3 separate regions of the Homo sapiens genome follow, and all the other regions are linked to region 3. The links are chromatin loops, found by intact Hi-C in ENCODE. Cell type or tissue: B cell. All regions are shown on one strand. Region 1 overlaps MED23 (mediator complex subunit 23). Region 2 has its middle 2.5 kb from the start of AKAP7. Region 3 overlaps AKAP7 (A-kinase anchoring protein 7).

Evidence for each region. A loop is a pair of places that touch in the nucleus more often than their neighbours do. Peaks named below come from ENCODE experiments on the same cell type or tissue, not always from the same donor. Only the 100,000 strongest peaks of a DNase experiment are listed, where the experiment ranks them.
Region 1: it touches region 3 in a loop (21-fold over the local background); 6 of 110 quality-filtered maps call a loop at or near these places.
Region 2: a loop joins it to region 3, with 5 times the contacts of the local background. A loop is called at or near these places in 5 of 110 quality-filtered maps.

What each region holds. Positions count from the first base shown.
Region 1 is chr6:131,596,354-131,598,853 of GRCh38, reverse strand. MED23 (mediator complex subunit 23) reads left to right here. Exons shown (of 29, transcript NM_004830.4): 19 at 93-298; 20 at 387-567; 21 at 2,166-2,336. Among named protein-coding and RNA genes, the nearest start is that of ARG1, 24 kb to the right of the region's middle. In B cell, CTCF peaks have their summits at 1,041 and 1,245 (motif pointing right); no DNase peak of the experiment used is centred here.
Region 2 is chr6:131,131,738-131,134,237 of GRCh38, reverse strand. It overlaps a transcript of AKAP7 not described here. Among named protein-coding and RNA genes, the nearest start is that of AKAP7, 2.5 kb to the left of the region's middle. In B cell, no CTCF peak of the experiment used is centred here; no DNase peak of the experiment used is centred here.
Region 3 is chr6:131,198,338-131,200,837 of GRCh38, reverse strand. It overlaps AKAP7 (A-kinase anchoring protein 7), which reads right to left. Exons shown (of 8, transcript NM_016377.4): 6 at 1,265-1,377. Among named protein-coding and RNA genes, the nearest start is that of AKAP7, 64 kb to the right of the region's middle. RefSeq lists enhancers at 699-798, 849-898. In B cell, CTCF peaks have their summits at 797 and 1,006 (motif pointing left); a DNase peak (open chromatin) is centred at 937; H3K4me3 peaks cover 2,461 bases; H3K27ac peaks cover 2,500 bases.

The sequences.
Region 1 (2,500 bases), 400 kb before region 3:
GTCAGAATCAAGTCTAGAACTGGTTTATTAACTCCATATCCAGTGCTCTTTCTACTATAACCAATGAAATAAACTTCTAATCCTCTTTTTAGGCATTCTTCAAACAAAATAATGTGCCTCAGGAAAGCCGTTTTAATCTGAAAAAAAATGTGGAGGAGGAGTATAGGAAGTGGAAGTCAATGAGCAACGAAAACGACATTATTACCCACTTCTCTATGCAGGGCTCCCCTCCTCTCTTTCTTTGTCTTCTCTGGAAAATGCTCTTGGAAACAGATCATATTAATCAGATTGGCTATAGGTAAGTCAAAAACCTAATTTGCATTCCATTTGGCAAATTGTTGTATCCATACAACAATGGAGTTTATGTTTTACTCTCTGCCTTCCAGAGTATTAGAGAGAATTGGAGCCAGGGCCTTGGTAGCCCATGTGAGGACATTTGCAGATTTCCTGGTATATGAGTTTTCTACATCAGCAGGGGGTCAGCAACTCAATAAATGCATTGAAATTCTTAATGACATGGTATGGAAGTATAACATTGTTACACTGGACAGATTAATTCTCTGCCTGGTAAGAATAAATACATTTCTAAGCTTATTCTCTTAGATCAAGATGTATGACTAATATATGTTATGCCAATCTGCTCTATATTGCTTTGAAGGATTTAATGAATTTATACTATATCAAGCATTGCTGTCACTTCCCTAAAGAGCCGGAAATTTTCCAATTTCTGTTTTTGTTTGTTTTTGTTTTTTTGTTTGTTTTTTGAGACAGGGTCTCGCTCTGTCGCCCAGTGCAGTGGCGTGATCATGGCTCACTGCAGCCTCAACCTCCTGGTCTCAAGCAATCTCCTCCTGCCTCAGCCTCCTGAGTAGCTGGGAGTACAGGCATATGCTACCATACCCAGCTAGTTTTTTTTCTTTTTAACTTTTTTATAGAGATGGGGTTTCTCCATGTTGCCCAGGCTGGTCTCGAACTCCTGGGCTGAAGCAATCCTCCCTCTTCAGCTTCCCAAAGTGCTGGGATTACAGGCGTGAGCTACTGCTTCCAGCCCCAATTTCCTTATTCATTCATTTAATAAGTACATATTGAATATCAACTGTGTTCTATGTATAGAAGGTACAGAAGTAAATAAAATAGATGTGGTCCTAGCCTTGTGATACTTTGAAAATATGAGCAATTAGACCCTGAGTTGATTCTCCAAAACTCCCACTAGAGGGAGGAAGTAGCAGTAAGTCACTGTGTTTCTTTACAGAGTGCGAATATAACCATTTCTGTACACTTTGGTAACAAACATTCCCCAAATGTTTTTTTCTTCTCCTGACTTTGATGTCTATTTCCAGCAGAATTTTTTTTTTCTTTTTTTTTTTTTTTTTTTTTTGATATGGAGTCTTTCTCTGTCGCCCAGGCTGGAGTGCAGTGGCGTGATGTTGGCTCACTGCAAGCTCTGCCTTCCGGGTTCACGCCATTATCCTGCCTCAGCCTCCCAAGTAGCTGGGACTACAGGTGCCCACCACCACACCCGGCTAATTTTTTGTATTTTTAGTAGAGATGGGGTTTCACCGTGTTAGCCAGGATGGGCTCAATCTCCTGACCTCGTGTTCTGCCCGCCTCGGCCTCCGAAAGTTCTGGGATTACAAGTGTGAGCCACCGCGCCTGGCCTTCGGGTAGATTTCTTTAAAAAGATATTGAAGTAGGCTGGAAAATGCTACATTGAAAAAAATTCTATGGCGGTGACATTTGGAGTGGCATAGTTTAACGTTAACCCCTTAGCTGTGGAGCATAGATATAAAAGTAGTTATTATATTTTAGGGGGAATAATGTAAGTCTATAAATCAATAAGATGTCAGGATAAGATGGAGGTGTAGAAAAAATATTTCTAGGAAACAGTGAGAAATCTTATCTGCTTAGGTGATAGCTGTGAAAGATAGATTAAATTTTTAAAAGTAAAGATGGACATCCCAGGCAGAAGGAATGGTAAGCCAGAAATAGGCAAGAAAGGTCATATATGTTTGGGGAATACTGAACAGTTGGTTTGGGATAGACTAGACGTCTAAGGAAATTATAATAGTGAGATTTTACTTTGTTAAAATCTAGGCTTTCAGATGGCCCTCATGATTTTACACAGGTTGAACATTTTCATATAATTTTTCTGTTGTTTTTCAAAGGCCATGCGTAGTCACGAAGGAAATGAAGCCCAGGTTTGTTATTTCATAATTCAGTTGCTGTTACTCAAACCAAACGATTTTAGAAATCGAGTAAGTGACTTTGTGAAGGAAAATTCCCCAGAGCACTGGTTACAGAATGACTGGCACACCAAGCACATGAATTATCACAAGGTACTAGTCCTAATTGGTATTTCAAATAGTCCTTTTAAAGCCATACTTGAGTATTTGATGAAGTGATTTGGCCGTTTTCTCTCTGGTTCTAATGTTTTTTCTCTTGTCTATATAGAAGTAAGTTAGCTCTCTGAACTTCTTCAAGGTTTGAGAGTTTCTATAAT
Region 2 (2,500 bases), 67 kb after region 3:
CACTTTGGGAGGTCAAGGCGAGTGGATCACTTGAGTCCAGGAGTTTGAAACCAGCCTGGGCAACATAGCAAAACCCTGTCTCTACCAAAAATACAAAAATTAACCAGACGTGGTGACCCATGCCTGTAATCCCAGCTACTCCAGAGGCTGAGGTGGGAGGATCGCTGGAGCCCAGGAGGTGGAGGTTGCAGTGAGCTGAGATGATGCCATTGCACTCCAGTGTGGACAACAGAGCCAGATCCTGTCTCAAACAAACAAACAAACAACAAAGCTTTACCACTCACCCATACCAGAAAGAGGAGAATGAGTCTTACCTGCATAACAAACCCATACATTTTCTAGTAACCTTCCCATACTGCAAAAAGGCTAAGCCCCCTTTTCCTTTGTCTAGCCTCTCCACACTTTATCATCGTTAAAATGGTATAGAAGCCCCCAGTTCTAACTGCCTCTTCGGGCTTTTAGTTCTTTCCTGTGAAGCATCTATGTGCATGTGTAATAATCCTTTTCTCGTCTTAATCTGTCTTTTGTCAATTTAATTTACACAGTCCAACCTAGTGAACTAAATGGGCAGGAGAAAGATTTTTCTTCCCCTGTGGTGTGTACCAAGAGATATATGGAAGTTTCATTCTCTTACCTAAGCAGAGGTAACAGCCCAAATGCCACATATTTTTCACCACCAGTATTATGAATACAGAGTCTTATCAACACCTACCATGTGGAGGAACATTTTAATTACCCAAGTCTGAAAAAGGAATTTTTCACAGAGCTTCTTTTAGAAATGACAGGGAGAAAGGGAAGTACAAGGTGAACCTTGGACATCTTCTTGTGCCAAAAAGCAAAGACAAATGGGGACTATCAAAAACACAAGGACTAGCGAGAAACAGCTTTCTTTGAGCAAATGGGAGATAATCTGACATCATAAAAGGATAACACCTGTAATTATTGTAACATACTGAATACAAAATCTATATACCCATAATAATACTCAAAAAATGAGGAAGAAAAACTAGTAGGCCACCATTAAAGGTGACAAGTACGCAATTCCTTAGTCTCCTTACTCTAAAAATTAAAGGGAAAGAAAGATTTACCATGACTTTTTAGAAGTAGTAGTATGGGAAAGCTGCTTTGCACAGAAGAATTTTCAATAATAAATATAGGAGACATAAAATAATTGGAAAATTACCATTTTGCCACCACAACTGATAACTGATTGATGCAAAGATCATCAATATATTCTAAAACCATTACATGAAAGGTTAATGTGGACCGAAATATTTATAAGTTGCCAAAATACTACCCCCCACAAAATACTTGGTAATTGCTCAGGAGAGAACATATTTTTACTCCATGTAAATAAACCTGGTTGTCACCACCTTTATCGTGATTAAACTCAGCATCATTAATGGTGGACAATCTGTGAAAGCTCCTGTGAAAGCTATATCATCACTGCAAGGTAGTCTTGCCATAAATATTTCACCTGAAGCTGCTAAGGCTTTAAATATAATTTTCAGATTTCCAGAAATACAGGAGATAGAGGTACAAGTAAAATAACATGATGAGGAAAGAATCAGACCAATCCAGAATGTGTGACATTCTAGAAAATAATTGGCTCAGGCTTTTCAAAATCTCGGTGGGGTGTTGTGGTCCAGGAACAGTGTGGTAGCTTAAAACTAAACCCTTCCAATCCAGTTGTTTTGGCACTGTGCCAGTGTATATTGTCCTCTGGGGAGAAAAGGGCTGTGTACTAATAGTCAGGGAGGAATGGGCAGAACATACGGAGGGAGAGGGAAGTGTGGACCAGAGGATCCATGCCCTCATGAGTCGTGCTGCAGGTGAACCTTCGTTAAAGCATTGGGCAACCTGGTTCTTTTTTGCTTTCATAAAACAAATTAATACCTATGAATTCATCTTTTTTTTTTTTTTCTGAGACGGAATCTCGCTCTGTCGCCCAGGCTGGAGTGCGGTGGCGCAATCTCGGCTCACTGCAAGCTCCGCCTCCCGGGTTCCCGCCATTCTCCCTGCTCTACTTCCCGAGTAGATGGGACCACAGGCGCCCGCCACCACGCCCGGCTAATTTTTTGTATTTTTTAGTAGAGACGGGGTTTCACTATGTTAGCCAAGATGGTCTCGATCTCCTGACCTCATGATCCGCCCGCCTCGGCCTCCCAAAGTGCTGGGATTACAGTTGTGACCCACCGCGCCTGGCCGAATTTATCTATTTAATTGATTTTCAATATTAACTGGTTCTGTCAATAACCAAACATCCTATAGGGATTTTTAAGATTTTTAAGCCTCTATGTCAGTTTGCCGATTATCTCTAACCTTAACTCATTCTCAGCACCATTTAGCAGTTATTAAATAGAGTTTGTTTCCCACATCAGTACATTGAACTGTCCTACTGCTGTCACAGGGGACCGCAGCTATGGTCAAGATCAGTAGGAACTGTCAGTGACCTCCTTTGGGGAACAGTCCCTGACCCCACCCTTCTACTTGGGTTAGG
Region 3 (2,500 bases):
CAAGAAAGATAACCAGTAAAGAATCAAACTGTCAGTCTACAAGTTTTGTAAATTGTTGTCATCCCATATTTCAAAATCTATCATTTACACCAATTATTTTTACCTAACATACCTAATATGATACTGGAATGATACCTAATATGGATATTACTAAATTTGTGGCAATGTAATCCAAAAAACCATGCAAGATATCTTTCTGAGATTTTCAGCAATAGTTTGTAGAAAACTCTTAACTATAGGATGGTGAGTCACCCAAACCCATGATTTAAAGGGCCCAAAAGACTTTTCTGAGGACAGAGACATTAAATACAAAATGTGGCAAATTTAGAAAAAAAAAATTCTACTTACTACTACACATGGCCTTCATTTCTAGAGCTGCAAATCAGTCTTAACTGCAGCAAAGGGTCATGGAGAGCAGGGAGCGGATATTAATCTGCATGCCCATCTCCAAAACTCTGGTATATGAGAGCAGGCCATCAGATGTCTGAATTTGCATGAGGAACCCCCTAGGCTGAAATAGGAAACAAAATGAAGGGTGGCCTTAGGATTTTAGGAGAAATGCTCATGAACCTAGACGGAAGTCAAAAGTTGCTCCGACTTCTGCGGGAAGAAGGGGTGGCCTATAAAGGCAGTAAGTCACCCTGAGACAGGGGAAGTCAAAAGACTTGTCACTTGGATTGTGCCACTGGGTTGACCATCCTTAGGGAGAAGTACTTTAAAGTACCTCCAGGAAAGGGGGTCCCTCAGTTACCCTCATGCCCAGTCCCCGGTATACCTGGTTCCAAGGCCTTAATTGAGGCAACTGCTGAAAGATGGTCTTTTGGAAACCTTGAAGAGCGACAGGAAGAGGGGTAAAAAAAGCTTACCCAGTTGCGGTGAGCAGCACCAGCGTAACAGGCCAGCAGAGGAAGCTTTGAGAGCAACAGGATGCAAATAACCACAAGCAAGAATAGCAGCAAAAGTGAACTCTGGCACCACCTCGAGGCTCTTCAGGGGATGAAGCAGGTGAGGCAACAGTGGTAGAAATAAATGATGGCCAGACTATGCAAGAACAGCCATCGTGGCAAAGGCAGGCAAAGCTGAAATAGCCTCCATGGAAGGCCAGGAGCATCCTCAGCACCCCTGGGAATTGGAACCAACCTGACTTGGAAACCCAGAAGCAAGAGTAGTGTCAGAGACCACAGCAATGTCACTCGTGCTCCAGACCATGCTTATGGCTGGTGTGGCCTGGTAAAACAGGCTTGCAATAAGAACATGCACTCACATTCTTACGGAGCCACGGTGATTTTGACAACTTCATGAAGGTCAAATGAGGTTTAAAACTTCTGCTCTCTCCTACCAGGATGCCTTTTTCTTGAAATGTCCTATTTGCAGTCTCTGAAGAAAATAAAGAGAAACAAAGAAATGCTACTACAGTATTTTCAGTTCTTTTTAACTGTAAAAAAAAATACCAGTTCAAACAATCACTAATTATTTTACAGTGAAGATTACTTTATACACCTGCTTCAGATATTTTCTTTAAAAGAGAGAAAAAATCTACAATGTGTATGATAACAAATGCTATATGACAGTTAAATGTCCAGTGATTTCACACCTGTGGTAAAGCACACAAAAGCAATAATTTGAAAGGGATATCTAATAAACAGAATAACTGCTGGGCTGACATGATGCTGATTTTCACAGAACATTCCAGTGGTTTCCCTGAGTATAAAAAAGGACTAGCTTATCTGAAACCCTTCATATCTCAAACTTCTGCTTCCAAGATGAAGTAGCAGAAACCTTCCCTGAGCAATGAGAAACGAACAAGGTAAGCCCTTTGATTATTCCAGCTTACATCTTTGAATGCCCAAGGTCTTGTGTAAGGAGATGAAACAGATAGAGTCCAGCCCTTTCCTGGATTGAGGCAAAGGAGCTGAAAGGGACAGAATACTTGAGAAGTAAGACTTGTACCAAGAAAATTCCAGAGCTCTTCAAAGGGTTCCCCTAGAATATTCTGCTGAGTCCTGATCAGTGCATGTGTGCAAGGAAACTACCAGAGGCTGGGGAAAAACACATTCAAAAGGATTAGAGGGAAGAGTGTCTAGTACTTTAACAAGAAAAGGTGAGCCCTTTGATTGTCCCAGCTTATATCCTTGAGTGTCCAAGGCCTTCTATAAGTAGGAGAAACCCAGATGGAGCCCAGGAATACTGTTCCATTAGCCAGACTGGAAAACCCCAAGATTCATGAGACATTAGGTAAAAAGAACAGTCTTGCCTCAGTAGTGGGGAATAATTAACTCTGGACTGGTACTCTTTTAGTACCACCTAGGAAATCTTAGAAGCAAGGCCCAAAACAAACAAAAAAACAAACAAAAAACTATTTCCAAGTAACTTAATTGTGTACCAGAACAATGCCCAAGGATATTTATAGAAATACAAAACAATTCAGCATCCAACAAGGTAAACTTCACAATGCCTGGCATCTAATCAAAAACTACTAGGTGTGCAAACTAACTGGTCA